3 separate regions of the Homo sapiens genome follow, and regions 2 and 3 are each linked to region 1. Evidence: chromatin loops called from intact Hi-C (ENCODE). Cell type or tissue: heart left ventricle. All regions are shown on one strand. Each heading gives the region's core, and the rest is flanking DNA. Links, peaks and the distances in the headings are about the cores only.

What was found. Hi-C counts contacts between places; a loop is a spot of excess contacts. Peaks named below come from ENCODE experiments on the same cell type or tissue, not always from the same donor. Only the 100,000 strongest peaks of a DNase experiment are listed, where the experiment ranks them.
Region 2: it touches region 1 in a loop (2.3-fold over the local background); 9 of 110 quality-filtered maps call a loop at or near these places.
Region 3: it touches region 1 in a loop (2.3-fold over the local background); 16 of 110 quality-filtered maps call a loop at or near these places.

What each region holds. Positions count from the first base shown.
Region 1 is chr14:32,696,047-32,705,856 of GRCh38, forward strand. AKAP6 (A-kinase anchoring protein 6) reads left to right here. Exons shown (of 14, transcript NM_004274.5): 9 at 1-64. Among named protein-coding and RNA genes, the nearest start is that of NPAS3, 240 kb to the right of the region's middle. In heart left ventricle, for the core only: no CTCF peak of the experiment used is centred there; a DNase peak (open chromatin) is centred at 6,685; H3K4me3 peaks cover 491 bases; H3K27ac peaks cover 2,715 bases.
Region 2 is chr14:32,993,127-33,004,154 of GRCh38, forward strand. The region is part of intron 1 of NPAS3 (neuronal PAS domain protein 3); the gene reads left to right. Among named protein-coding and RNA genes, the nearest start is that of NPAS3, 60 kb to the left of the region's middle. In heart left ventricle, for the core only: CTCF peaks have their summits at 5,439 (motif pointing left) and 5,647; no DNase peak of the experiment used is centred there.
Region 3 is chr14:32,588,570-32,599,597 of GRCh38, forward strand. AKAP6 (A-kinase anchoring protein 6) reads left to right here. Exons shown (of 14, transcript NM_004274.5): 6 at 10,841-10,937. Among named protein-coding and RNA genes, the nearest start is that of AKAP6, 260 kb to the left of the region's middle. In heart left ventricle, for the core only: no CTCF peak of the experiment used is centred there; no DNase peak of the experiment used is centred there; H3K27ac peaks cover 265 bases.

The sequences.
Region 1 (9,810 bases), core at 1,700-9,699:
GTCCCTTGTGATGGACAGCCACGACCTGATGATGTCAGAGGAGCAGCAGCAGCATCTTTACAAGGTTAGAGCTACCCTTCCTGCCTTTACCTTGCTGTGGAAGATCTGATTAGCCTGACAAGTCTCTCTCTCTCTCTCAGGATATCTTTTCGTTCATTGTATGTATCATGGTGTCTATTAGAATTCCCTTCCCTGTCCCCAAACTCATTTCCATCCCTTGTGTGCTGACAGGCTGCACCGACATCATAATTGCAAGAAAGTTCCCTTTATCACATTCTATTTGCTGTAATTCTATAGAAGGACAAAGATTTATCTTCAAGATGAATAGCAATAAATGAAACTGCATTCATAAATAGACTGAAACAAAATGAAGGATAAATGGACTAGTAATGTTTAACAAAACGTGGTACGATTGGAGCACTCAGGTGGATTCTATCTACCCCTCAGATCTTCCCAGGGAAAAAAGAAATTTGCCTTTGGTTTGGCTTGCTGCTGCCAAAGTACAGGCCTCATCCAATTTAATGTTTATTAGTGATACATAGAGCAGACGTTGTCATATTAAGTCAATACATTTCCATGTGATTTAAGAAAACTGGCTTGAAACTCATGTATTGATTGTAGGCAATCCATCTAATAACTATCTATATTGTTTTCCATGTTTGCTAATTCACCCTTAACCTACTGTATTTTACCAATTCTACTTAAATAGTCTTAGCAGTTCTTATAAAGCAATCATGTGATTTTGCCTAAAAAAAAAAAAAATGGTTGCAGGATTCACAGTGCCTGCAAAAGCTGTCAGGGGGAGGGAAGAGGGACTTTCCACTGAAATATCAGACTGCAGTAAATCTTCCTCATTTAGGCAATTTTTATTGGAGTAATTCTGACAGTTGTCATCCTTGAATTGCTTTGAGCATATGGCATATTTCAAAGAGCAGATTGTGAATCATAAAAAATAAAATTAATAACTAACCACAGAATCAGCAACAGTATAATGACAAGAAACAACTACCTTCTAGTTTTTAAAAATTTCTTATAGAATAAGAAGTACATTCAAGGTCAAATAAAAGTTGCCTTCTTTCTTCTTCAATGGTATCATTTTAAATTACCGTTCTTTAATAAATGATTTTAACTTTTACCTCCTCTAAAGAGAGATATTTGTACTTTTCAAGGGTCTGGTTGACTTTAATTAGTGTCCCCTAGGAATCATCTCAGTTAAGAGAAGATATAAGCTCCCCAGGGACCCAGCAAATGGGGACATTTTATTCTCTAAAGAATGCAGTCCAACCTTAATTGAGTTTGTTGACTGTTAGCTGTTTCCTGTATGGGTAGCTGTCCACATTAACAACACAGCTATCTAATATATCTTCTGGCATAACATATTGTTACAGTAACAGTCTCAACCTAATTTAACAAAAACTAGATGACTTCACATTTCACATCAGGATCAGGAATTACATATGAAAACGTGCATATAAATCTCTATTAATTTAGTGATAGAAAAATATTTTATCCCTAAGACTTAAGTATTAAGAATTGAGCCAAATGGGAAAAATATAAAAGGTTACCTAACCATAAGCCATTATCTCGGACTTTATTGCACTCATGATGCCAAATAATATTTCTTTTCTTCTTGATGCATTTTTTATTTTGCACATAAGCCACTATTTTTTCAGAAACAGTGCTATTCTTTGTCAAAATCACATTCATATAATTTACATCACAATTAATAGGAAATCATTGAACAAAAATGCAGTCTTCTTTTTTCTTGCAGTTTCCTTATAAGTGCTTTGCCTGAAAATTCCCATTCTGGCATATTGAAGGCCATTATTCCACCCACTCAGAACTTCTGGGTTATAGTATTTTTCCAAACATTTTCTGTACTGTGATTTTTCATTTGTGACTCACGTCCTGTCACCATTCTTCTGCTTTTAGGTGCTTAACATAGCTCTGCTCATTAGACCAGCACTAACTTTACATTTGGCTTATAAGCAAAATTAAAGATTGAGTTAGAAACCAGTAGAAAATGCTGCTAGTCTGTAGGGTCTTTCTTTATGTGCACTCCCAAATTATTCCAGAGGCTTGGAAGCCTCCAGAATAACCCTGAGGATATTGACTGAGGAGTCATGTAGAACTTCAGGTGGCTCCTAAATTAGAAAAATTGATGAGAAGAATTAATTTCATGTCTTCTCAAGAATCCTCAGGGATTTCCAGGTTAAGTCAACATTTTCAATATCCTATTCCTCTGTTCTAATCTGCTTTTCCAGGAATCAACTGAACTGATGCCTTGAGAAAGGGGTATTTATGGTCTGTTGATCATAGAGACCCCTGAAGGAGTAAAGCTTTTCAATTGGTGCCCAGGCCTTGCCAGGTTTTAAATACAATTTGAGACTACCTTATTTATCTCTAATCTTTGTATTTGTTGACCCCAAAAGATACCAGTGCTTTATTAACCTTTTTTATTAAGGGCACCATTGACATTTAGGGCGAAACAATTTTTTTTTAGTTTGTGGGCCTGTCTTTTACACTACAGAACATTTACTCTTCATGTTCCCCACTCATTGTGACAACTCAACGAGACCTCCCAACCCATTTTACAGCATTTCCCAGTCCATCTCAACATATCTATACCATCTTTGTTTCTTAAAATACTTATATAACAACAAGGAAAATGCCTTAAACTTGTACTGTAAACGTTATTGAACAAACACTTTATATAGCTGATATTGAACCAACAGTTGTGAGTTTAAAAATCAAGGATGAAAATGAAGCTCATCATCCCTAGTATTAACGAAAAGGATGAGGTGAAACTTCTAAGGGAGATCTTCAGCTGAGTGATGGCAAAAATCCTAGGAAACTGTAGAGCAGGACCGAATCTTTATTCCTTCTATTAGAGCATTTAAAACCTTTGTTCTTCTCTCCCTGGGTGTCTCTCTGTATTTCATCACTCAACCCCTTTCCTGGAGTATTTATGCCCAAACCCTGACTCATGCACTTATGAAGTCCTAGGTTGATCCCCAAGGTATGTGTTTAGAAATGTCAGGTTAGATAAAATCTAATAAGATGCTAGTCAGTGAGAGTGAAGCTTATTTAGCTTTTTCAACATTAGGCATTACCTTCCTGACTTTACCTATATATTTTTATATCCTGATTTGCACTAGAAAATCAGCTAGCCTTACCTCCTAAACATGAAACTACAGATTGTATGAAATACAGAAACCCTAGACTATCCACTCAGCAGATATCCTGAGTACAGCATCTATTGTGATATTTAGGCTAATCCAAAGCCAGCAAAATACACAAGGAATTTATAAAGACAAATAATTGGATTTAATGGGCAAAGACTACATTAGTACAACTTAACATCATTCAGAAACCTTAATTAATACTGCAATGGGCTATAAAGTGGACTTTCTATTTGAACTATTTCTTGTTATTTTTATATTGTTAGAAATTTAAGATCATTTTTTGAGTTAATTTTAAACTGCAGTCTCAAGAGCAACCTAATTCCTATTAAAAACTAACCATTCCCTTAAATGTACTTTCTTCTTTGTTTTGAGACAGTGAGTTATACTGCCAATGACTTCCCTTCCCCCTTATCTGTCTTGCTCTACCTCTGAATAGGAGCCTTCTATATCTATTTTCTAATGAACATTGGCAATATCGTCAGCCTAGAAAACACAAATGTAGTCTTTTCTCATTTTTTCTTCCTCAACCTGAGAATTACCTCGAAGGAGAATTTGCACCCACTCTCTCACTTTCTTTCTCGTCATTCCTCCTCTCTTCCTAAGTAGGACAATTTAATTTGTCAAAAGTAACCACTATGATTTTGAAAGTTCAGCTCCTATTTGGACTAGAGTTACGACGCCAGAATTCATAATCACAGGGAGCTGTCACTCTGCTGGTCTGCATGTGCATTAACTATTAATGGAGAAATATTTAAAACCCACTTGTGAAGGAAAAGCTCCATTTTTTCATTTCTACAGATCAAAGGTGGCATTATTCTTGGGCTTGGGGAAGCTCATGACACCTCCTCCCCCATTCTCTAAGTGTTATAGACTGAGTGACCTAGAAGCATTTCAACGTTTAGAGAGTTATAGCTCAGACTGCTGCTGTTGCTGCTGCACTGTCCTCCCCAGCAGGTACAGCTGACATTGTAGTATGGTGAGGGTGTGCCCTATCAGAGGCTCCTTACCTATGCACAAAGGACTGCCAGTTCGCTGCTACCTACAGAGCACAGATGACAGATCTCCTAGTGATCCGAAGTTGGTCTGGAATTCCAGACTCCAAGGGTTAATTTCAAGGGCCAAATTCAGAAGTTGCAGCCTGGTGATTATTGTTATAATTAAACAAGAGTTTTCAGATAGTATGAAGCTCACTGAAACACCCCACTTATATATTTGTTCCTTGAACGATAGCTTACCTGCTCCTCATCAATAAAATATTAGATTATAGTCATGGGCTGCATAACAAGATTTTTGGCCTTTGAAGGACTACATATGCAATGGTTATCCCATAAGATTATAATACTATATTTTTACTATACCTTTTCTATATTTATGTACACAAATACTTACCATTGTGTTACGGTTGCCTACAGTATTCAGTATAGTAACATGCTGTACAGGTTTGTAGCCTAGGAGCAATAGGCTCTACCGTATAGCCAAGATGTGTAATAGTCTCTACCATCTACTCTATCATCTAGGTTTATCTAAGTACACTCTAGGATGTTCACACAGTGACAAAATCATGAAACACTGCTTGAATGGAGACCAGAAAGTGAGGTGGGGAGAAAGGGAGAGATTATAGCAGGGATATACATTTCTCAGAACATACCCCGTTGTTAAGCAACATGATTTGTACATGATTTATAAAGGGTTAAAAATAACTCTTCCAGCTTAAAAATACTACTAAATAAGTATCCAATTCAACTGAGATCTTTGTACTTTCAGAGAATTTATACTAAAGATTTTGTACTTAATTTTGTAGGTTAGTTACTCATATGGCTTCATTCATATAAGTCCAAACATGTCCTCTGTGTAAAAGGAAAAGGACCATTCATTTATATAATACAATGGCTACTAAACAGATCAATTACATTTTTACCCTGCTATGAATTTGGGGTTATTTATAAGAATCAACATGAAAATAATATAAATATTTTAAAAACATAAATACAAATCAGACTGGAGAAAATATACATAGACTAGAAGTTGCATCTGTAAGAAGAGTTAATATGCCTGTATATAAACTGCAAAGCCCTACACAGTTACTAAAACATGATCCCAATGTTATATTTTGAGTTTCCTGGTAGTGAAAGCAAAGAGGGAAATGTGTCCAGTTGCAAAATGTATACTTTCTATAAGAAAAAGAGATAATACTTCCTTTGAAGAAATTTTGTTTTGATACTTAGATGTGAAAACATTTTCTTTTAGGATTTTTTTAAAATACAAGGGCTTAGAATGGTATGGTAAATAAATTTCTAACCATAATAATTATTAAATATAAATACGTGTGGAATAGAATTAGAAATTCTGAGGAATAGGAAATATAGAGTACAAGAAGAAGTATGGAACATAGTTGACTTGCTATTTTATAACTATTGATATCAAAATGATGTCATAGATATGAACTAATCTCAGAAAACAGATTAATCACACTATTCCTGTATTTCATAAATTCACACATTTCAGCTTTCTGGAATAGCTCTCTTTTATTTTGTTCTGGACCAAATTGATCTAACTAATTTCCGATGTGATTTGATATTCTTATGACTAAACTTGAGCCCCTAAAAGTGTAATGTTAGGTTGGTTCATGGTCCAGGTCACAGTAGCTAAACTTGAAATAGAAGACAATTCATTAACTTTTTAAAAAAAAATTCACATGGTGGTGTACAGAATAGAAGGACGAGTCAAAAAATTAAATTCTGTTAATTAGGCCTTATATTGGAATTTCAGTGTTGAATGTTACATCTCTACCCTGATGTTCAAAATGAAACAAATTACAGTTATTGAAGCAGTCAAGGTAAAAATGTTCTAGATATATCAGGCACAAGAATTTAATGGTAATTTTTTACCTCTTTTCCTGGTAGATTAATTGTATAGCTTAATAGTATGTTAGATTAAAACTCCATTAAGATAAGAAGAATATGCTTAAATTCATTATAATATTTCAAATAACATTATCTAGTCATTTAAAAAGTGATCAGAATGGAAAGATCTAGACTGTCTCCACTGCTTATCTAGAAATGAATTTGTTGTTTCATTTTTATTAAAGTTTGAAAAGTCCTTAGATTAACTGTCATATTAATTTGAGCTTTGATGAATCAGTGTTTGCTATGAATACTTGAATATATTTTTTTTCCTTTTTTTTTTCTTTTTTTGAGAGAGGGCAAAACTTATCCTGAAAATGTTTAGGGGAAGAAAAAGTAGATGAATGTGGTTTCTCAACAATGTTTGAAACACTGTTCATGCTGGAGCCTGTAATTCCTATTTGAATCACTTCTTTAAAAAGAAAAAAAAAAAGATGTTAAGAGAATAGGATGCCAAGAAATAGTTGGCTGTGTGTGTGGAGGGGCAAGGAAGGGAAGCCCCGCCAGCAGTTTTTGTCTCTAGCGGGTGAGCTACTGTCCGGAAGGTGCGTTGGCTCTCTGGGCTGGCCTCTGAGGCATTGTGCTGCTCCCTCTCTCCCTGGCCTGGCTGGCTCTGGCCTAGAGTGGATCAAACGAGCCGTGGGGAAAGTTCCCCTCATTTGCATCACTTCTAGACAGCCCTGTCGTACTCTTTGCTGACAGGAAATCACTGTCTTTGTCACCTTTTCTCAGGGCCCTCCTTTTGGCAGAGATGGGCCATGTGACCACGCTTAATCACAACAGGGCTGGCTCAGGACTCAATGACATGTTTTCCTCAGCACTTCAATAAATGGGGTACAGGAGTCAGTAGGAAATGAGTACATTAATTTTAGAGTGAAAAGATAATTAACACTTGAAGGACTAATGCTACAACCTATGGAATTATTATTCAAATTGAAGTTAATTTATCAAAAACTTGTGAAAACTATCTGCCCTAATGCAACTGTTTAAAAAAATAAAACTTGAATAGTAAGAGTTGGGCATGTTGGAGGCAGAGTGGGAAGAAGGCGGGGAGAGGGGGGCTTGGATGGAGAGTGGAGAGTGAGGGGAGAGAAAGGGAGAGAGGGAAATCATAGCAGGCATTAGCTATGTTTGAAAAAGCAACTTAAATGGGCTAAAACTTCAACATTTGGGACTGAAGGCTGGAGCACGTAAAACGCTTACTTAGATGATATGAATAGGACACTGGCAAACAAAAGCAGCAGTGTGCTCCTAGAAAACTGTGCTTAAAGGAGTTTCCTTGGCAACAGAAATGCAGTTCCAAAAGTAGACAGAACTTTCCTCAGAAAACATACTATTAATAACAACCTTCCGGAACAACTTGGAACAATTTGACGACTTGGCAATAATAATGCCAAGTGTTCTGCAAATTAATCTAACACATAACAGTTATGTTTCTCTTGCCTGTAATTCTGCTGGACCCTACCTAGAACTCATGCTTTTAGCAGCACAAATGTGAAAAATATTTCTAAATGCTGTCACGGAAAAAGAAAACCAAAAGAAATGCTAGTGGCCAACAGTGGCCAATGATTGTATTCAGCCTTTTGGAATCTACTAAGAACTCTGAGTTCAATGAGATAAGTTTATTCCAATAAATGCTCCTATATTTACTATCTCATTTCAGTAAAGAGGCTTCCACAGACAAAACTTGGTAAAGGGTTAACAGTCTGAGACTTGCTGTGATGTGAAGCACATCTGAGGCCGTTGGTTATGTAAATGTAATGCTCACTAAATATGTGCTGAGTGTTATTTTTTAAAGTATCATCATTTCTTGTTAGCCTAGAGAATAAACTAATCTTGGATGTACTTGGCCAACGGGAATCATTTGAATTCTCCTGAAGGCTATCCGTTTGCCAGCCAAGAGAGGTAGAGTATTCCCCTCCTCTGACCTTTCTTGAATCCTTGGATCTAAAGGTTAAAAGTAATCAATATCTCATTGTGCTGCTTGGTTTCAGGGTAATAAGTAATAACCATCATGTTAAAATCCAAATGATTACAGATAGCACTTAAATTAGTTGACCTGTTTGGGAGATTTTATTACTTCCAATCAGGATAATAATTAGAGTTTGCTAATAAAATTTTGGATTAAGTTGCAAAAAATTTCAGCCTTTAATTTTTTGAAAAATGACTTTTACTTAATTAGATGGGAATGCGTAGTATTCCCTCTTTTGTTAAGCTGATAGCTTTTGCTTTAGCCCCAGATATTTGTAGATTTCTTTCTAGTTTCTAGAAAAGAAAGTAGAGGAACATTTAAATTTCTGATAAGAAAAGGTTTTTGGATCACTGCCATCTTTGGCTCCTGAACTACTCAAAACTATGTATATGTTTCAGGTTAGTGACTTCATAGCAGTGACCCTCACCTACTTTTTAGTATGTCCTGTTTTTAAATTACTTATCTTTAGTGGTTATATTCATATTGGGGCTAATCTGGTTTGAGGCTGGCAAAAAATTATATGATGTATGATTAAACTTTACAGACAGCTATGGTATGAATGGGGTTATTTATTTTGTTTAAAAAAAGAGTATCAAAATTTAAAGATGAAAACCAAATATTATCATTGACAAAGAGGTATTAATATAAAAAAGATAAATGATAGGCTTAATGTTCCATGTAATTACATCAGGAAGGCATTGGTTATCATAATTATAACCACAAGGAAATGTATAAGGTACATATGCTATTTGGTCTAAATAATTTGTCTTTTATCATCGTTCTAGTTTTTATAGTTTATTAGAACTTCTTGAATGTATTCCTAAAGCAGGAATGTGGGGCTAAAAGGTACCTAGGTAACGTTTCAGTTATTTCAAAAGAAGTCCTGGTACCTGTTCAGAATAGATGGTAAGGCGCAAGGGAAAAGTTTTCCCATAGTGCTTTCACATTAAACTCATTAACTTCCTTTATGTCCGTATCTCATAACATTGTCTAACTTTGGAAAGAAGCACATTTGTGGTTGTCCTAGGGATATCAATTTGGAGTATTAGGGAATTCTCCAACCCAGCTAGCTGCATTACCAACTGACCATACTGCCTTTAATCCCATTCTTAAGATTCATTTCTTTGGGGTAAAGAAGAATGCACTCTACTGAATGCAGATATTCTGTGGGGAAGGCGCAGGAGAATGATATTGAATTAAATATCAATTTTAATATCTAGCTAAAATAGAAAGGCATTGGGAAGGGAAGAGAGTGGGTAGAGAGAAGAAATCCAGAAAAGGGAACAAAAACAGATGTTATCTTCTTCAACATTTGATAAAAAGAGAAGTGTGTTTATGTGTATGTATATGTGAGTGTGTTTTTCTGGTATTGAGATGGGTGTAGGATAGAGGGAGAAAGAAACTTATCAAATAGTAAGATTTTACTAATAAATTTGATTGTGTCAGTGCCCCATTCACATTATCTTATTTAATGCTCACAGGGATCTTGATTATTTTCCTTAATTCATAGACCCTGAGCCAAAAACATAAAGAGGTTAGGAAGCTAGCCTAAAAAGGCACAGAACTTGTCCCTTAGTCAGGCTAGGCTAGGGTATGCCAAGATAACAAATATGCCCCAAATCTCAGAGGCTTAAAGCTGCAAAGATTTATTTCTCATGCATACTACATGTCCATCACATGTTGGCTATTGGCTCTGCTTGGCATTGTCCTCACTCTTAGACTTAGGCTAATGGCACAGCCACCGTCTTAA
Region 2 (11,028 bases), core at 1,617-9,616, 300 kb after region 1:
CAACAAGAGTGAAACTTCGTCTCAAAAAAAAAAAAAAAAGGGAAAATGGTGGTCTCTTGAGACTATGCTGCATTTGATTGATGTTGCTGTTAAAGTAAAAATGTCCATGGGCCCTTAAAGCAAGAACGGGAGCTGTGTGAGGACAGGGATAAATATGTAGGTTTGGGACTGACCACTTTTAGAGGTTTGGGAGTAGGAAGAACAGGAGACTCCAGGAAGGAAATATGAAATAAACTTTTAAGGAGGCAGTTGAAAGCAGGGGCAGGAAATCCTAAGAGGTGAGACATTCGAGAGGGAAATATAATCAAATACAATCAAATTCCTTCCTTTGTGTAGGGACAGAAGATCTAAGGTGGTGAGAAATTGAGGAGAAAATTATAAGCAAATGCGCAAAGTGAAAAGAAGATTTTAGACCTAGAAATGACCACTGAATTTGATGACAGTGTCATATATGGCAAAAGATTCATTTATTAATATTAACCATTTTGTATTTTTATATTCAAATAACTAAGGGTTGTTTTCCATTTGTCAGGCAGAAGTGCTGGGCTTTACTGACAGATTATGGTTTTTATTTCCCACAGTAAATTAAGCATTCTTTCCAATGAATTTTTATGGAAATTGATTTTAATTTTGAATGAAGGTGAAGTTAGTTTAAGAAAATGGAAAAAAAATAAGATATTGTTACCTTTTAAAAGACCGATATATCTTCATGGTTCTGTAGATATAGTCAAATTTTGATCAATAAAATGGTAGCATGAAAATCTTTCCAGGTCTTTTTGGCACTCTCACATGCTCAGTTTAATAAAGCACTTTTGTTTACATAAACAGGATCTTAGCTTATCTAGCCTGGAAGGAATTTGAAGAGGAGGATTTTTAAGTCAAATTAATTACCTTCTGCCCCAGGGAAAGGGAACCAATAAATATGCAGAGATATCATCCTTTGAGTTTTGTAGGTTAAAAGGTGATAGAGCAGCTGGTGTTTTCTGGGGGAGCTGGAGGAAGGGGGTATAGATGATGGACTGTGATAGGAAGTTATTTGTTACTTTGTTTGAAATACTATATTATAAATTCCATGAATACTTTAAATGTGCAAGTGTGCTTAATGTACACTATTGAGAACAAAATGTAAATGGTTTGGGCATTCTATGGTACTTCACTGTTCTGTTACAGTGAATACTTGCCAACTGACTTCCTGTATATTAAATTAATATCCTGTTAACAAAAATTATGACAAGTGAATACTACTTATACTTCTGTCATTTCAGCAAAAGACAGAAATAATATATCAAAATGAAAATAACATACTGAACTTTTGTAAATTTTAGATTAGAGCCCCAAATTTTTTTTTCATGATGGATGTTAATTTAAATGAATAAAAATGATTTTATGTAAAGAGAAGCTAATCTTTGATGCAGGTTGCAAGATAACTGCTTGCTACTGGGAACTTAAATTAAAAAAAAAAATTGGATAGGCTCGCCATTCTAGTTTTTTGTTTGTTTGTTTGTTTTTGTTTTTTTTTTTTTGAGACAGAGTCTCACTCCATTGCTTAGGCTGTAGTGCAGTGGCATGATCTCAGCTCACTGTAACCTCCACCTCCCAGGTTCAAGCAATTCTCCTGCCTTGGCCTCCCAAGTAGCTGGGATTACAGGCATGTGCCACCATACTCAGCTAATTTTTGTATTTTCAGTAGAGATGGGATTTCGCCATGTTGGCCAGGCTGGTCTCGAACTCCTGACCTCAGGTGATCCACCCGCCTTGGCCTTCCAAAGTGCTGGGATTACAGGCATGAGCCACTGCACCCAGCCCATTCTAGTATTTCTATTTTAAATATTTAAGCACTTTGAGTTCCTTGAATCAAGATTCTGTCTTTGGAGCAATTGTTATTTCACTAAAGAAACAAGTGGCTCTCGGGAAATGTTATAAAGAAGACAGGAAAGAAAGAGGACTGTTTTAGTAGGAAACTGAAGCTGGGCAGCTCAGCACAGAAAAAGGAATATGGGCTCAAACCCTCATCCGTTGACCAGAATTCTTGATGACCCATTGGACATCTTTAGTGGATAATTCAGCTCTTCCAAATCAGCCCATCCAACTCCCTCCCTTCAGTAGGGATTTATCCTTCTTGTTCTGTAACCTAGTTAATGGTCAAACCATCCATCCAGTTACTTAAGCCAGAAGCCTGGGAATCGTGTTTGGCTCTTCCTTACATGGTATTTCTGCCTCCTATTTGCCCCATCATTGTGCCTACTTCTCTGATTCCCACCATGGTAGTCCTGGCTGAGGCCCTCTCATCTTTCTTCCAGATAACCAGAACAGCTTCTTAACTGCCTTGTTCATTCCATGGGATGGCCTCTTTAAAAGCTTCCACTGGTGGAAATGTGATATGGTTTGGTTCTGTGTCCCCACCCAAATCTCATCTTGTAAGTCTCACAATTCCCATGTATTGTGGGAGATGATTTAAACATGGGGGCAGGTCTTTGCCATGCTGTTCTTGTGATAGCAAATGAGTCTCACAGGATCTGATGGTTTTAAAAGTGGGAGTTTCTCTGTACAGGCTTTCTCTTTTCCTGCTGCCATCCATGTAAGATGTGACTTGCTCCTCCTTGCCTTCTATCATGATTGTGAGGCTTCTCCAGCCATGTGGAACTGTGAGTTCTCCATTAAACCTCTTTCCTTTGTAAATTGTCCAGTCGGGTATATCTTTATCAGCAGTGTGAAAATGGACTAATACAGTAAATTGGTACCAGTAGAGTGGGGTGTTGCTGAAAAGATACCTGAAATTGTGGAAGTGACTTTGGAGCTGGGTAACAGGCAGAACAATTTGGAGGGCTCAGAAGAAGACAGGAAAATGTGGGAAAGTTTGGAACTTCCTAGAGACTTGTTAAATGGCTTTGATCAAAAGCCTGATAGCAATATGTACAATTAAGGTCCAGGCTGAGGTGGTCTCAAATGGAGATGAGGAACTTTTTGGGAACTGGAGCAAAGGTGACTCTTGTTATGTTTTAGCAAAGAGACTGGTGGCATTTTGCCCCTGCCCTAGAGGTTTGTAATTTGAACTTGAAGGAGATGATTTAGGGTATCTAGCAGAAGAAATTTCTAAGCAGAAAGCATTCAATAGGTGACTTGGGTGCTTTTAAATGCATTCAGTTTTATAAGGAAAAAAGAGTATAAAAGTTCAGAAAATTTGCAACTGGATAATGTGATAGAAGAGAAAATCCCATTTTCTGAGGAGAAATTCAAGCTGGCTGCAGAAATTTGCATAAATAACGAGGAACAAAATGTTAATCCCAAGACAATGGGGAAAATGTATCTAGGGCATGTCAGAACCCTTCACAGCAGCCCATCCCATCACAGGCCCAGAGGCCTAGGAGGAAAAACTGGTTTTGTGAGCCGGGCCCCGGGTCCCTGTGCTGTGTGCAGCCTTGGGATGTGGTGCCCTGTATCCCAGCCACTCCCACAGTGGCTGAAAGGGGCCAGTGTAGAGCTCAGGCCATGGCTTCAGAGGGTGCAAGCCTCAAGCCTTGGCAGCTTGCATGTGGTGTTGAGCCTGCCAGTCCACAGAAGTCAAGAATTGAGGTTTGGGAATCTCCATCTAGATTTCAGAGGATATATGGAAATGCCTTGAAGTCCAGGCAGAAGTTTGCTGCAGGGGCAGAGTTCTCATGGAGAACCTCTGCTAGGGCAGTGGGTATGGGAAATGTGGGGTCGGGGCTCCCACACAGAGTTGATACTAGGGCACTGCCTAATGGAGCTTTGAGGAGAGGGCCACCATCCTCCAGACGCCGGAATGGTAGATCCACCAACAGCTTGCACCGTGTATCGGGAAAAGCCACAGACACTCAATGCCAGCCCATGAAAGCAGCTAGGAGGGAGGCTGTACCCTGCAAAGCAACAGGGGTGGAGTTGCCCAAGACCATGGGAACCCACCTCATGCATTAGCATGACCTGGATGTGAGACATGGAGTCAAAGGAGATCATTTTGGAGCTGTTAGATTTGACTGCCCTGCTGGATTTCAGACGTGCATGGGGCCTGTAGCCCCTTTGTTTTGGCCAATTTCTCCCATTTGGAATAGCTGTATTTACCTAGTGCCTGTACCTCCATTGTTTCTAGGAAGTAACTAACTTGCTTTTGATTTTACAGGCTTGTAGGTGGAATGGGCTTGCCTTGTCTCAGATGAGACTTTGGACTGTGGACTTTTGAGTTAATGCTGAAATGAGTTGAGACTTTGGGGGACTATTGGGAAGGCATGATTGGTTTTGAAATGTGAAGATAGGAGATTTGGGAGGGACCGGGGTGAAATGATATGGTTTCGTCCTGTGTCCCTCACCCAAGTCTCATGTTGCAAGTCCCACAATTCCCACGTATTGTTAGAGGTGATTGAATAATGGGGGTGGGTCTTTCCTGTGCTGTTCTTGGGATAGTGAATGGGTCTCATGAGATCTGATGGTTTTAAAAACGGGAGTTTCTCTGCACAAGCTCTCTCTTTTCCTGCTGCCATCCATGTAAGATGTGACTGGCGGCTGGGCGCAGTGGCTCACGCCTGTAATCCCAGCACTTTGGGAGGCCGAGTTGGGTGGATCACGAGGTCAGGAGATGGAGACCATCCTGGCTAACACGGTGAAACCCCGTCTCTACTAAAAAAAAAAAAAAAAAAAGATGTGACTTGCTCCTCCTTGCCTTCCACCATGATTGTGAGGCTTCCCTGGCCACGTGGAACTGTGAGTTCTCCATTAAACCTCTTTCCTTTGTAAATTCCCTAGTCTCGCGTATGTCTTTATCAGCAGCATGAAAGCAAACTAGTTCAAAATGTAAAGTAGTTCAGCCACTATGGAAAACAGTTCTGTGGTTTGTCAAAAAGTTAAACATAGAATTACCTTCGTACCCAGAAATTCCACTTCTTGGTATATACCCGAAATATTTGAAAATGGGTACTCAAATAAGAACATGCTCATGCATGTTCATAGCAGCACTGTTTACAATAGCCACAAGGCAAAAACAGCCCAAATGCTCATCAACAGATGATTAGAAAAAGAAATTGTGTTATAAATGTACACTGGAATATTATTCAGCAATAAAAAGGTATGAAGTACTGATACATGTACCAGTGTGGATGAACCTCGAAACCACGCTAAGTGAAAGAAGCCAGAAACAAAAGGTCACATATGCTATGATTTCATTTATATGAAATATTCAGAATAGGTAAATCTATACAGACAGAACACATATTGGTGGTTACCAGGTGATGGGAGAAGCAGGAAATGGGAGCAAGTGCTTAATGGGTATGGGGTTTTTTTTTGGGGTGATGAAACTATTTTGGAATTAGATAGAGGTAGTGGTTTCACATCTCTTTCAGTAAATGCCACTGAATTGTTCACTTTAAAATGATTAATGTTGTATCATGTGAATTTCACTTCAATTAAAACAATTCAACAAACTTTCACTGGCTCCCCCTTGTGTACAGAATGAGGCTCCAGTTTCCCCAGCTTCCTATAGGAGACCTTCACAATCCACCTGCAACCTAATTTCCCATTTCCTGTCCTGCTTTTCCTTCCCCTGTAGTTTCCTCTCACCCATAGGGGAATAGTTGCTGTTGCCAAAACACTTTGTTATTGTTGTTGTTTAATCCTTCTCTACTTGGGCTGATGTTCTTCTTCCTGTCTTCTTTCTTGGTGAAGAACAGTAGTGCTGGCTCCTCTATGAAGTGCATGCCCCTGCCTTGCCCCTCCCCAGGCAGTAGCATTCTTTCTTGGCCTCCTCCCGTTGCTCACCCTTGCTCTGGAGGCCTCCTCAAAGCCCCTTCGCACTGTGCTGAGGGTTGTGGTGGCCCTGCCTCTTCCCATCATCACACTGTGTGCTTCATCAGGGCTGGAACCACATCATATTCATGTTTCTATTCCTCATGCCCAGTACATGCCAGGGAACATAGTGGGTACTCAAAATTTGCTTTTAAACAGTCATTTAGTTTTTTGAATAGCAATTTTTGCTTCTTTAATTTCAGCTGTTGATTGTGGTAAAAAAATTCAGTTGAACTTCTTTTCTATATCTTGATTTACAGTAGGAGTACTGTGAGGAATTAGATGGGTATTATTATAAATGTTATATTCCGGCCGGGTGCGGTGGCTCATGCCTGTAATCCCAGCCCTTTGGGAGGCCAAGGTGGGCAGATCACAAGGTCAGGAGATTGAGACCATCCTGGCTAACACGGTGAAACCCCATCTCTACTAAAAATACAAAAAATTGGCTAGGCGTGGTGGCAGGTGCCTGTAGTCCCAGCTACTCGGGAGGCTGAGGCAGGAGAATGGTGTGAACCCGGGAGGCAGAGCTTGCAGTGAGCAGAGATCACACCACTGCACTCCAGCCTGGGTGACAGTATGAGATTCTATCTCAAAAAAAAAAAATAAAAGTTATATTCCTTGTCTAACACAGTTGCATTTTCTAAATGATTACCCAGTCTGTATTCCCCCACTGAAGTGTTTTTATTTTTAGTAATTACATGTATATTTTTCTAATTATTTCCTTTAATATTTTGGAGGAAAATAATTTCAACATAAGCTTCTTACCTTTAGTAAAGATGCTCCAAAAATTATATATAGCCCGGGGAAAAATCTGTTAGTGATGTATTTTCTTAGACCCAGTTATACTTACTCTTACATGTTTTTTTCCCCCTTAAGATTGTTTAACTTGGGTTTCTGTTGCTTGTAATAAAAAATATCCTGAATATTATAACTTAGGATGTACAAGTGTTGCATAGACTCTGGAGATATGAAAAGGAAAAAGATTCAGTCCTTGTCTCCAAGGTATTTGTGGTGAGTTGTGATGAAGTGGACAGAAAGGCTCACAATTGCCACATAGTATGATAATGCTACAATTGACATTTATACAAAATGACCTAGTACACAAAGGAGAGAACCCTTCACTCTGCTGGGGGAATAGAGAATGGTAGCACCATGCCATATGGAGTTGAGTTTCTAAGAAGGAGTTGCTGGCAACAGGATTTAATGGTGCCTGGAGAGTGTCAACAGCCTCTTAAATAAAATGTTTTATTTTTATTTTTATTTTTATTTTGCCAGTTGTTGCCCAGGTCACATAAGTGTAAACTAATTTTGATCAGTTTGAACTTGCTTGCTACCAAGTCTAGTAGAGACCTGTTTTAATGACTATTGCCAAAATGTGATTTACTAGAAAGTATTTCAGGCTCAAATGCCGACTAAGTGTGGCAGGTTGTTTAGCCACTGTGTTTCTCCATACTGCATTATATTTGATGGCCAAAATTAACTCTGTGGGTCAGCTCACTCCCTGATGTGCTGGATAAACCAGGGTGCCACTGCAAGACTCTGCATGTATTTATGTTATAGACACAGATTTTGTGAGTTGTTATGTATCTGGTGCAAGTATATGAGTAGAAGTTTGAACTTCAATTAGTTGGGTTTATGAAGCACTGACAGCGTAGGGCAATATATGAGGCATGTAGGAAATTACAAAGGAAATAGGAAACACAATCTTTGTTCATATTGAGTTTATAATCTAATGGAACAAATATAAATGGAGATACATGATAACAGATAAAATAAACATAAAAACATAGTCATAACCAGTTACAGATGGATAGAGATATTTGCACAAGTGCTATGGAGTTGGGAAAATTATTGCAAGGACTATTGTCAGCTGGGGTAAGTCAGAAACTGTTTTAATACAGGATGTAAAACTTATGCAAAAATATTAAGGCCAGGAAGGACAAGGATTAGTGTGGGGGAAATCATTTTAGGAAGTAAGAATGAAATGAAAATACAGAGGGAGCAGGCAGGCTATTGTAGATGACAATAACGTTAGCTGGAAAAGCTGAGTATTTTTAGGACATACGTTTCTTTTGGAAAAGCAGCTATACTAGAGTAGGCTAACTGCTGTAACAATCAGTGCCAAGTATCGGTGACTTAATAAAATCAAAGGTTACTTTTTTACATCGGATCCAATGGGAATCTTTGTGTGTGTGTGTCTCCATTCTACGCAGTTATTCAGGGATGCAGGTTTGTAATAGCTACATTCTAGGTTCTAGGAGTCTTCCTGTAGGTTCTAAGAACCTCTTTCATTCAGCTGGTGAAATGGACAGAAAATGGAGGATAATCTGTGGGAGGTATATATGGGGCCAGCTTGGAAGTAACTCTACCCACATTCTACTGACCAGAACTCAGTCTTGTGTCCCCACCTCCATGCAAGAGCCTGGGAAAGGTAATGTAGGTGGGTGCCTCTGAGGAAAAAGGCATGGGCTTTGGGGGACACATCATCTCTTGCCTTCACTTTTTTGCTAGTATCTTATGAATCTAGAGCACGTCCTTCTTTTTCACCTGAAATTTAGGTGATTTGAGTCTCCAATTTTCCTATGGAGCTTACGTGCCCTGCCGTCACCTCACACTCACCACTCTCTCCTTTCCTAGCTTCATTATTCATTATTTTTTATCAACAGTCTCTTCATTCTTGTATTACCTTAGCACGTACCTTGCAGTTATGGTTAGCAGTGTTCCTTCAGGATGCCTCTTCAGCCTGTTCTTTCTTTTCTTCTTCCATCTGCACACACTCTTGATAGTGACCTTATCTCCTAATGATGGCATTGGTATAGTAAGTCCCTACCTAGAACTCCACCCCGAATATTGCTGCTACATAAATAATCATTTTCTTCTTGCTCCATTCTCATTTAGTAATCTCTTTTCCTCCCTTTTGTGTGAGAATGAATTCCAGATTCCTCAGCCTGTACCTAAAGAATCACTGTTCCCTAGCCTCACCTCCTTCCTACCCTCATTTCTGACAGCTAATCACAGGAAGGCTCTACTCCAGGCAGACTGGTCACAGCAGTCTCTGAATTCAAAGGATGCTAATTCTGACCCTGGAGAATGTATTATTTTGTACATTTCTGGAGCAAGTCTCAGCTCATGTCATGTATAACTCATGAAACCTCACACACAAACACATTGTCTCCCAGTAATACTTCACTTGTGTGTTTCATTCACTTCTCTGGGTGCTTAGACTTATCTAGCCTCGTTCTGCTATAAAAATGTTTGTGTGCATGTTTTGTTTCTTCATGTCGATAGTTAAGATCCATAAGAGCAGGGACTATGTCATATATCTCATAATTTCCCACAGAGCCTAGCATGTAACTAGGCACACAATGATTACTCAACAAATACTTGCTGAATAAATGTATTGGATGGAGATGAAGACACTTAGGTGTAGAGATTTGGATAGGTGTTTTCATTTGATTCAAGAGGCAATTGGGAGCCATTGATGGCTTTTGAGAACAGGAATAAAAAATTATTCAGGGAAGGGAATTCTTATGGTTGTTTGTAGGATCCTGTCAAGTTGCAAATAGACAAATACATGTTAGAGATGGAGTCAAAGCAAGGAGCCTGCTTTTTTCAGACAGCGAAGTGGCCCTGTGCCCTACAGAATTAGAGAAGGTGGAAGTCTGAGGCCAGAGATTTCTGATAGGCTTTTGAGTTGTGAAACGTAGGATATAGAAGTAAATGATAGGACTTACTGATACCTGGAGACAAAGAAATAGGTGGCTTCCACAAATTCTGATAAATGTAGTATTGATGGTAGCAAATTGGGAATGAATGATGATTTGAATGACTGTAATGTGTTGATTTAATAGATGTTCAGGTTTAGGATGAAACAGGATTTCAGATGCAGATGTACTACAGACATTGGGAGGTTGGTATGTTTGTAAGAGCTCTGATTGCAGAGTTAGGAGACCAGTGATCTAATCCCAACTTTGTTGTTGTTGGGGTTTGTGACCTTGGGCAAGTCATTCACACTCTCTGTATATTATTGTGTGAGTTAGGCTAGAGCATCTTCATGGGGCAGATCATTGAGAGTCTCCCTGTATAGGCAAGCATCATAGCAACTTGAGAGTTTTAATACAAATGATGATTTCATTCGTAATTTTTGTTTCTTTTTTTTTTTTCGCAGAATTGAGGACAAACATTTCCTTACCTTTCTTGCTATAATTATATTTCAGTGTTAGCCCTTTTTAATCCCTTTCACCCTTTAACTGCATCCAAAAAATAAATACTTATCAGTTACTGAGATAATGGAATGGAAGCTCAATTATGCTAAAAACTAATGGTTAACACTAACACATAGTAACAGCTTCTTTTGCAGTATTTATTCTCTTGTTGATAAAAAAAAAAATAAGCCCAACGACCCACTGCTGCAGAAAGAATTTAGCTACAAGTTTATCAATTTAAGCAGGCCAACTGCACAACTAAATGCATGTGAAACTTAACAAATCCCTTGGGAAAGCTGACTGTAAGAATTTTCTAGTCTGTGTTGAGTTACTGAGGTGCGACATGGTGGATTGGACTTAATGCGCTAGGCAAGCACAATCAAATAGAGACAGTTTAAGATTTTTTTCTGTGTCCATGAAGGGATCTCTGGTAGGTGTCTAAATGAAGCATTCAGAAAGGACTATAACACCATCATGAGTTATCTTCCCTGAATATTTTGGAAGGTTATTTTGGTTTAGAAGAAATCCAAGTAAGATTTTCACAGTGGAAGCTTTGCAACAGTTGAATGATTTAAGATTATTATGTGATTCATAGGAATAGGGGAAAATACAAAGCATTGTCCCTTACATTTTAATTTTAATTTTCAAGGGAGAAATTCAAGAATAGTGTGTGTGATTTCCTGGACTTACTTCGGGTTAAGGCAGTTTGATATTCTAGTCTTTTAAAGTTGAGCATCAAAACTGGTTTTAAGACCACACTTACCCTGGAATTTCAGAAGAGTTTGACATAAGAAAGGTATTGTAGTAAAGTGGTTGAGTGGGTACGGTCTGGAGTCTCATTACACTGATTTGAATCCTGGTCATAGCACCTATTAACATGTGACTTAGGGCAAATTAGTTAACCACAGTTTTCTAATCTGTAAAATGGGAGTTATGCAATCATTATTAGGGGTGTGTAAAGATTAAATGAATTATTAATAGTGTGAAGCATTTAGAACAGACATGTAGAAAACACTCAAATATTAGCTAT
Region 3 (11,028 bases), core at 1,536-9,535, 110 kb before region 1:
TAGACTTTTAAAACACACCTTCCTGAACTTTGTTGTTCCTTTTAAGATTGATGCCTGCAATTTTAGGTGACTGCCACATGGTGGCACAGAAGCACCAAATTCCTACAGACAGTGCTTACAGTCTTGGTATCCGTGAAGGGTTTGAAAATGTTTCCTTATTGTGTCATTATACTAAATACTTATAAAAACAGATTCAATTTAATTATGAAGTGTCTAAAAAAATTCTCAAAGATATATGCATGCATTTATCATCTGTATTTCTTTAGATCTTCATGTTATATCATATTTCTGATTAAACAGCTTTCGTTTGTCTCATAAGAAAAACCAATATACTTCTTACAGAGTTTTTAGCCATACAGGAAAATTTCCCCAAATACTTTCAGCTGTTTTTCTCTTGCTTGCCTTCCTGTCTCTACCTCTGCTCCGTTTTTCATTGCTTGAAGTTAAGAGATGACAGGGTTTTCTTTTTCCCACTTCCTGGTGCCCATCTCTCCCAGCATCTCCATAGGCAGCCAAGGCCCCAGCAAGTTAAGCTTCACAAGACCAGCAGCTGTCATTTGGCTGTGCTGCTCAGCTAATGGGAGCAGTGGATCAAACTTCAAAAGCATGAGCTATGAGAGTTTCACTGGACTGCCCCCACCTCCCTCAGCCTTGATGAGCAGGCTGGTGGCCTTACACGGGCTTTGAAGTCCCATTTGCTTGTCCCCCTTGATTCCCACCAGTTTAAGGGTAGTCGCAGAGAGTTTAGTGGGAAGTGGCAACATTACTTCTCTTTGGTGGACTTGGAATACCACTCAAATCCTGGCCTTGAGTTTCTTCCTTTGGTGGCACAGGGATGGAAGGGTCTTTCAGAAATTTATAGCATACAGGCATTTTGAGGTTGGTATGTGGGAATGGTAGCGTAGGAGGCTCAGTTTGGACATATGAAAGTCTTGGACTACATTCCTTTACTCATGTAACTCTAATTTTGTGCATCTAGAAGACAAATAGTGTTAGCTTCCCTTTTCAGTTAAATAGGATTCCTGCACTGTTTAAAGCACCTGGGAATGTACTTTTTGCCTGTCTCAGTTTAAGGACTCTTGGGCCATAATACCCAGTAGTTATTGTTTTGAAAATTGTTAGTGCCCAGATATTTTACTAATTTATTACTTTATTTTTCTCTTTAGGAAATAATGATTGTTTTTAATTAGAATGCCGGGGAAACACTGCATTTATTAAGCACTTCCTATTTAGGGCAGTATTATACAAAGCATTGAAGAAAAAGTTTACAGACAAGCCTCACACTATGAGGCTCCATGCACAGGCTGAAGGACACTGTGCATGGATGAGAGACTCACATGAGCTGGGGTGTGGTCACCTACAATCTCTCTCCATGTGTAGATTCATGAGCTTACCCTACTTCTCTATTGCATTATGTGGAATTTTGGAATCTTGAAATAATTCACCTGATATAAATAATATTAAGTTAAAATTCTAGATCTTTACATTAGCCAGAAAAATGCCTATTCTATATCTATAGGGTTGTTGTGAAGGTGAAATAAACATGTTTTATGTGAGGATGAGCATGCTTTTATCATTTGGGGGAATCTTCCTTAGAGACCCAAGAACATTTGGTGTGAGAAGCTTGGGTGTTCTTAGACAAGTTGAGATTCTCCCTGCCCACCCTCCCCTCAGCTGTTCTCTTGATGCTGTCACCTACTTGAGGGATGGCTTTTGTCTCTTTGGTGTCTCCCCCAACTCCTAGCCTTGCACATGCATGATAGGTATTAAAAATATCTGCTAAGGCCGGGCACAGTGGCTCACAGTGGTTGCAGTGAGCCAAGATTGCACAACTGCACACCAGCCTGAGTGGCTGGGCAAGACTCTGTCTCAGAAACAAAACAAAACAAAACAAAACTAAACAAACAAACAAAATCTGCTAAATGAATGAATGAACATTTATAAAAGCAGTGTTAGAATCACTGTGGGCAACAGATTCTAACAAATGTTATAAATCATCAAACGATAACTGAGCATGTCTACAAGTTATTTCCTCTACCATTTACAAATCAAAATGGACTTGTCACAGGGCTTTCTAGGTATTGTTTGGTATATCTGTGACAAGAAAAACATCTCTAGAGGGAAAAATAGGAATATTTTCTTCTGTTTTCAGGATGCAATTTATCGCCTTTGACAAAAAACACCAGGAATGTCTTCTCAGATAAAATGTTAACTCCGATATTTGAATGTTTTTTAATTTCAGAGGTAAATGTTACTGTTTTAAAATATGAAGACGGTATGACTAGACAGGATGTTAATAACTTGACATTACAAAATTTATTAAATTTATTTTTAAAGTGGTTTGGTTCCCCCTCTCAAATGCATGAAACATGTGGGAGTTGGAATAGATCTGCCCCAGGCTGCCAAACAAATTTTTAATGGAACTGGAGTCCTTCAGGGATTGTCCTAAATCCACATAATATTCTTAAGTCCTGGTGTTTGCACTGGGACCTGTATATTAGCAGCTGTACGTGTGAATAATATACTTATATCAATCTATCACTCTTGTGAATCCACATCTGTAGGGGCTGCTGCACATCAATTATTCCACCTCAGGGGGTAGAGAAATATTTGGGCCAGCACTGACCTCCTTTTCAATCAGGGCCTCTGGAAGTCAAATGGTCCCTTTAGACAGAACCTCTGTTTGGGAATCCATTTGGCCTAATGTGGCCATGCTGGGAAGTGAATGTGATTACCTGTGTCAGGTGTGGAGATGGCATCCAGAGAAGCAAATGAAAATTCTGTCACTTGGAGCCACCGTCAACATTCAGGATCTCTCCCTTCTATCTAATTCTTGCATAACATATTAGCCAGTCTATCAGAAAAGAATGTCAGCTTCAGTAAGATGCATCTACTTTGCACCAAAAAAAAAAAAAAAAGCAACTGTTTGTTTGAAATAAATTGTAACTTGTGTAACTTGTTTGAAGAGCTAAATTCACTTTCAAATTCTTGGAAATGTTTTTATTGTCTGAGGTTTCAGGAAGAAAGTCTCCTCAGGAAGAAGGAGGATTTTTTTGTCTTCATATCTCAGTGTCTTCTCTTTTTTTTTTTTTTTTCAAAAGGAAAACAAAGGTTTTATAATGCTTATCTTTTTGATCAAAAACTTGGAACATCTTTCTCAAGAGTACAGAGTTCTTTTATTTTTTAAAGCTTCTGCTTTTATACCTAGAGGTGTGTTACAGATTGTCATAACTGATAAATCAATGACAAATGTAGCCACTTCATTTTGTTGGGGAAATAGACAATTGTGGTAGCGGCTGACCATTTATTTAATTATGTGGTAAGTACCACATGATGAGAGGGCAAAGTTAATTGATGATTTGGGCTATCTCAGCCAGGGTACAGTTTACATGGCAATTACGCTGGGATCATCTAACTGTAATTGGCAAGTAATTTTGTAAGTGAAGGAACATGACAGCTCATTTACATGGTGTTCACTGAGTAAAATTTGGGGACATTTATCAACTACTTCCAAGTGAAGAGTGATTGTATCAGTGTCTCCCAAAATGCCACAAGCTGTTTAAAAGTTACATGGGAGGTTTTTTGTACAAATCTCCATGCATTCATTTCCCTGAACATTTGCTAGTTATGTGCTGTGTGCCAGGCACTGTCCTAGACACTGAGGATACAAAAATGAGTAAAATAAAGAGTTCTACTCTCAAGGAACTCATCTATGCGAAGCAGACACATCAATAATTTTAACACAACGTAGTATGTGAAGGTTTGAGCTCTGTACAAGTACTATGGGTGCCAAGGGTGGGGAAACCAGTTAGGTGGAAGATGGTTAGGGAGAGCTTGCTAGAGAAGGTCACACCTGAGATTAATCTTAAAGGATGCCCAGGGCTTTTCAAGGGGAAGAGCTTGCCAGGCAGAAGTGCCAGCCAGAGTAGAATCGGAGCAAGACAGCTGGTGTGAGCTGGAAACTTTAAGCAATCCAGGTACATTTCAAGGCAGATATGTAGCCTGTGAAGTTGCATTAGCTGGCATCTCAGAGGGCCCTGTAGGTCATGCTCAGGGCCTGGGTCTTATTCTCTACCCTGGCAAGCCATTGGAGAGTCTTAATGTCAGAGCTGTTTTGTAGGAAGGTCATTTTGTATAATAAAGCCACTTGCATTATTGCAGTATGCCAGGCTCCATTCTGCATGTATCAAGGCATTTCATCCTCACAATAAACCCCATGAAGTAGGTATTAACATTTCCCGTCATCTATAGATGAAGAAACTGAGTACACAGAGGTTGGCCAAAGCTACACAGTGAGTGATGGAGGAGCCAGGATTTGAACACAGGCTGTCCTGCTCCAGAGCCCTTGCTTGTCAACAGCCCCATTCTACAGCATGTCATAACTCTCTTGACACAGCTGACTGCAATTCCTTGTTTACACAGTGTCCCCTACCCCCACCCCAACACACACACACACACACACACACACACACACACACACACACACACACACAGCTGTGAGCTCTGTGAGGGCAGGGACCATGTCTATCTTGTTTATAGCCATATCCTTCAAGCTTAAGACACTACCTGCACCTTCATAGACATGCAACAAATAAGAAATAAGTCTAGTTTTGAGGAGGGTTGTGATTCGAGTTGACCTGGCAAGGGATGATGATGAAAGCCTGAATCTAAGGCAGTGTCAGTCAATAAGGAGAGATGAAGAAGGGGAAATAAATGGTCAGGGTTTGTTGATTGATTGGATGTGTGGGTCTTGTTGGAATATTCTCACAGTGCTTCTGATTTCCAACCCATGCACTGGAGGGATGACTTGGCAAAAGAATGTGAAGCAGTGGGAAGCTTACACTGCTCTTCACAGAGCTCTTAAATTCCTTACAAGAAATGTTGCAGACTCAGGATGAGACATTAGAAGAGACTTCCCTTGAGGTGGTTAAAAATAGAAGGGACACATCTGCCTGGGATGGTTGAGAGACAGAGCTGCCCTTGGGTAGATGAGTGGTTAGATAGCCTTTGGGATTCTTCCCCTTTTGAAAATGCTCTGATTTAAAATAAATCAAAATTCTCCCAAGCTGCCTATGCTTAACTGCCTGGCTTAGAGAAGATAAAACCAAAGTGTTCAAGGGCTGGAAAATATTGAGTCCAAATGCCTGGATGATAAATAAGGAAATAGAAGCCACGGTGGGTTAAATGACTCATCCCAGGGCACACACTTGAGGCAAAAGGAATACCCAATCATTGGATTATCAGTCTGGGCTTGCTCTTCCCCATGTCTCATACAGCAGCATTTATGTTTTGGGGGGTCCTCTGTGGGAAGGCCTGTGCTGGGTAGAAGCACACAGCAAAGGAAACCTGGTATCTGCCCTTGAGGAATTCAGAGAACCTCAACAATAAAGAACCCTTATCACCTGAAAATGTCACAAAGTACCATCTATTACGTAGACTATTTGGAAAATAGAGAAAATGAATTTTAAAATTCGTAATGATTTTTTTAGCCTCACTCATTGCCTGGCACTGCTTTAACGCTTTATATTTATTATCTCCAATTCTCCGTGTTTTAATGCTTTACATTCATTATCTCTAATTCTTACAGCTGCCTGCAAGTTAGATAGTATGATTTCCATTTTATATTTCAGAAAACTAAAGCACCCAGAACTTGTTCCATAAGATCAGACCATGGTAACTCCAAGTTCAACCCTGTACAAATTATATTAACATTTTGTTGTATTTTTTGCAGTCTTTTTCTAAGTACTAAGACTATTTACTTACATATATGTAATTTTATCATAGATACAATTTGGAATCTTCATTTTTTGTGGCATGTTCTATGTATTTTCCATATGATTGTTTAGTCTTCATTTTGATGGCTATCTAATGTCTGATCAAGTTTTCAGGAGGTTCTTAAATGCTTACTCATAGAAATCTTCCGATTCTTGGTATATATGGCATTTTAAAGATATATTTTGAGGACTGGTACCTCTGCCCATCCTCTTTGGATGGCATTGTGGAGAGGAGAAGAGAAACTACACAGAGGATCATGGCTTTCTTCTCCCCCAGGAGCCCCTCTGAGAATGGAGAGTGGTTCTGGGCACAGCTCAGAGTGGAGCCTGGGCAGAGATGGCCTGAGGCAGATAGCAGGTGACTTTTCAAGGCTTGGCTTTTCTGACTGAACACACATTCTTCCTCCTGCCCTTGTAAAAAGGCAAGTTTTCATTTTCTTAGGGTAGTAAAAATCTTTTGTGTGAAGAAAAAGTGTCGTCAAGTGTCTTATTCATCAGCATATATACCATCTCTTTAAAATGACAGTGGGAGTAAAAGTTCATCAGTTCAATATGTCTTTCACATTTGGAGACTCCTGACTAATAACCTCTGGTATTTATCATCAGAACAGCCAAAGAACTAAATTCTGGCACATGCTTCTCTCACGCACTGAGAAAAACTTAAAAAGACAGAAGATTTTCTCCATTTTTTCTTCTATTCACTTAGAAGGAAAAGCATACCTTTTTTAATTAAAAAAAATATGAGCACGCAGAAACATCTGGCCTGTATTACCACAGCAGCTTCCTAAATGGCTTCCTTGTCTCCAGTCTGCCCTTTAAAAATCAACACTATATGCAACAGCTAGAAAGATTTCTAGATCACAGATTTGCACCAGCCACTCTCCCATGTCACTGGCATATTCTTCCATGACTCTTTCATGGTTCTTGGGGTCAAGTCCTGTGTAGCCATAGCTGCTGTCTCTCCTGCTTGCACCCTGCCCCAGCCACACTGAGCTGCTTGTGGCTCCCTGCTTCATGCTATAATGTAGGATTATCTTCAGGCCCGTGTACAAATCAGTTCTTTCTCCACAAGCTCCCTGCTAGGCTCTGCTGAACCTGGATCCCAGCATGGGCTCCCACAAACCCTATCCAGCTATTATACAGAATATAAACTTCCATCTTGTTTGTATTTTATTTTATGTTAGAGACACAGTCTTGCTCTATTGCCCAGGCTGGAGTGCAGTGGTATGATCATAGCTCACTGTAACCTTGAACTCCTGGGCTCAAGCAGTCTTCCCGCCTCAGCTTCCCGAGTAGCCAGAACTATATGTGCATGCCACCACACCCAGCTAATTTAGCCTTGTTTTTGCTTGGTCAGCATAATTCCTATATAAAATTTTTTAAAAAAACTTGAATCCCATTGGGCAAGGCATATCACTGTTTAGTTTGCTTAAGGCCCGACCACTCTGTGTTATACACTAAACCCTAATCACACATTTATTCTACGCTGGGTCTTATAAAGCTACTTGTTTTCTTATCTCCTTTACACAATAGAATATAAGCTGTTTGAGGATAAGGATTGTGTATTGTTAACTTTCATATCTATAGGCTTGACAAAGACTACTCAATAAATATTTATTATATGAATTTATGTCTTATAAAAAAACAAAAATTAGACCAGAAAAGACTCTCTTTTTGGCTTTTCTGCTTGTTCATGAACATCACAAGACTAATGGAACTCAGTGCACCTGGCAAAACTAACAGTATTTCCATCAGGTGATCGAAAGTCTGTGTTCGTGATTTGATACTACTAAGATTGAACCACTCTGGACATTTAAGCTTTTGAATGTGCTTATGATCTTTCCCACTTTTTCTTGTACCAGGATATCTGTTTCCATCAAGGCGTATATTTCCTTGGTTTTATGTCCACATGACTATCCAACTGGGCTATTCAGAAATATGAGTGGAAAGGATTAGACATATTATTTTATCTGCTTTGCAAATCTGATCATGACCAAAGTACAATCAGTGGGAATTCTCAAAGTTTGGTCCTGCCAATAAGTAGTACATCCAGATATATGCAAGCTGGTGATGCTAGAGGTTATAGTAATAGAAATGCCCATTGGTGAATCTTTGATAATCCTGTGCTTGTTTCAGTCATCATGTTTTTCCATTTCCTTAGTTATCCTTTTCTAGTCATTCATCTACGTGCTGCTTTAAAGATGCTAAAAAAGACCTGGTGTCATCCAGGAACCAGATTACTCATATTTATGGAATTTCATATAATCAGTGCCATAGGACCATGGTACGTGCCTATGGCAATATTCTTGCCATAAATTTGTTCTTCAGAGAATGCTCTGCATTTTCAGGGAGTGCTATGGATATTGCAGAGGGACTGTACACCATAGGGCATTGCTGAATAATGGAAATGTGTTCAAGTATCAAGTTTAAGGAAAGAACAGCAACAAAAAAATAAAACCCTTTCATCCAAGCTTCCTTCCCTTGGGAAAAGGTGGGGACAAAATGGCGAGAGCTTATTATAGAATCCTTTAGCAGCCAGAAATTTCATTGACAATTTTGTTAATGTGTCTGCTCGTCTGCCTTCTCAGAGGCTCATTGTGAATTCCTTAGTTGATATTATTAATGGTTAATGGGTGCACCTGAAAATCAAGCAATATTGTACCATTTGGGTAATAGTTATGTTAAATGGTTCTTTTCTACAGCATCGAGCTTATCAGATTATCTTTTTCCTAATAATGAATACCTCATCTTTTCCAATTTCCTAATCAAATGCTTCCATGTCATCTTGAAGCAGAGCCAGTTCCAGCTGCATCTATTCTATACTCTTGGCTTCAATTATATCAAATTATTCAACCTACTTACGGTTCCTTAGATTCCCATTTGCTCTGAGACATAGACATCATGCACCTCTTTGGAAGCTCATGATTGCCAACTATTCAAAACAGGTCTATTGTAAGTAAACAGTGAATCAAAGAGAGCCCTAGGCTAAATTTACAGTTATGAGAAAATTTCTACAATAAGTTTCTTCCTAAATATTGGTGCTCTTGGGTGATCTTAAGTGTTCTCTTTACCCTGTCCCTGCTCCCTAAAACACACATGTATCTCATTCTGCATGGCATTGCTTCAGAGTTGAGGATGTCCGTGGCAGTGGCAAAAAGTAAGTGCAGGCACGTTTTGACTATAAAATAACAAACATTTAATTTTTCATAGGTAATATATAGTTTGGATTGATCAGAAGTATGAGGCTTCCCATACATTGCCATATTTTATTTTATTCAACCAGATACCTGTGGCTAAAAGAGGACAGTACAAGAAATAGTGAACAGCCTTGGGGAAACCTGATATTGTCACTTTCTGTTATATTGGCTGCTGAAACTTTATTGTATCTTATGCCTCTAGTCAGATGAAATGATTCATCATTCTGGACTCATCTTTTAATAATGACTTACAATTATAATAACTTATAATTCTTATCTTTATACTTCAAGGCTTGATCTGCATATCTCTATCTCCTTCATTTCTAGGTTCTTTTGATCATTGTTTCAGTATTCTGAACTTTAAAAAGATCCATTTTCTCTGCTAAGAAAAGGAGAGTTCAGACTCACCACTGACCACCCAGGATGACTCAGGCTACACTTCATTCTCTAGTAACATGTTCAGTTGCCCTTTGGGGCCAGAGGCCGTGCTTTATATTCCCTAAATCTCTATTGCCCAGCACAGTGTATAGAATGGGCACAGTACATAGTTTCTAAGTGGATGAATGAATGAATACATGATTTCACAATTTATGATTGATTTACTTCTTTAACGCAAAATTATATTTTACCTGGAACTGTATCGTTTCAAACTTCTATCAAATATTCTTAATACCAAGTACAGTGCAGTGCAGACCTTCTCAATAAATGTTTAGTGAGAGCAAACATATATATTTTGGAGACTTATCATGGAGATGCCAGAATTTGGCCACACAGTATTTCAAAATCCATGCTTGCTCCAATTAGTCAAGAAATGAATTTTCACCCCCCAAATTAACCATTGGTTCAATAGATTGGTTACTGTGATTACTCTCCAGTAATCACAGAGATGGAAAAATCTTTGGAAAGCCATCTATGTTTCTTGAAATATTTAAATGGAAACCTTCCCCTTCAGAGTGTTATTGTTCAATGGATATCCACAATTCCTGCAAACATCTATTGAACAACTTGTATGTGACATGAATTGGAGATAAATGTAAAACTGGCAATTTTTCAAATTACTTATAATTTGGTAGCCAAGGATAGAAATAAAGCAGCATATAGTAAGATAAATTTTACAATAGAAGCAGATATAAGGAGCGGAGAGGGGGGAGTAATTAATTCCACATAAAGCATTAGGGAAGGCACCCTGAAAGAAATGGCTCTGAGTTAGATTTCAACTATGACAGCAGTTTTTGTCTTTTGGATAACTATCATGAGTGAAAAATGCCGGATTGTGCTTGATGTATTTGTTTACAAGGCAGTGTCATATTATAGGGAATAAACTTTTAAAAAGCAAAGATCTGAAAGACATTTAACTCCTCAGTGCAACACCTGAATCTCCAACTGTGTTCTTTGTTGTGTGATATCTGAGAAACAGAACTGAATCAAACCCTACTATATTAATGGATTTATATATGTGCACATAAGGCTAATATATTTTATGCTGCCAATTTTTTATGGTTTCATAAATAGTGCTATCACTAACATTTCTAAAAAATGAAGAAAAGAGCTCATATGTGCTAGCAGAAATTCAGTATATTTTATAGAACACTGCTACTCTTGATATAGCCTACGGGATGTGACTTTTCATAAAAACCTAATGAATTTCTAGATTTGTCAGCTGTTTCCAAACAGATGCACTCAGCTAATCTAATGGAAACATTTTGAGCCCAGATCCCAAATATCAATAGCTTTTAGTATTGCAAATTAGTTTGTCTATTGGGTAAATTGGGCTGTGTGGTTCTTGATAAAAAGTAGCAAGTAATTTTATATGGATGTTTTATGTGTAACTGCCTTGCCAGGGTTTAATGTTCATATTTTTCCTTGCAGAGTTTTAAGTTGAATGTAGACAGTCATTGTGCTCTCAAGGAAGCTGTGGAGGAGGAAGGACACCAACTTCTTGAGCTTATTGCATCTCACAAAGCAGGTAAATCCTCCTGAAATATTGCAAGTCTTTACGTCTCCAGACTATTAAGAATGAAGAAGCATTGCTGTAAATTACTGCATATATTCACTTC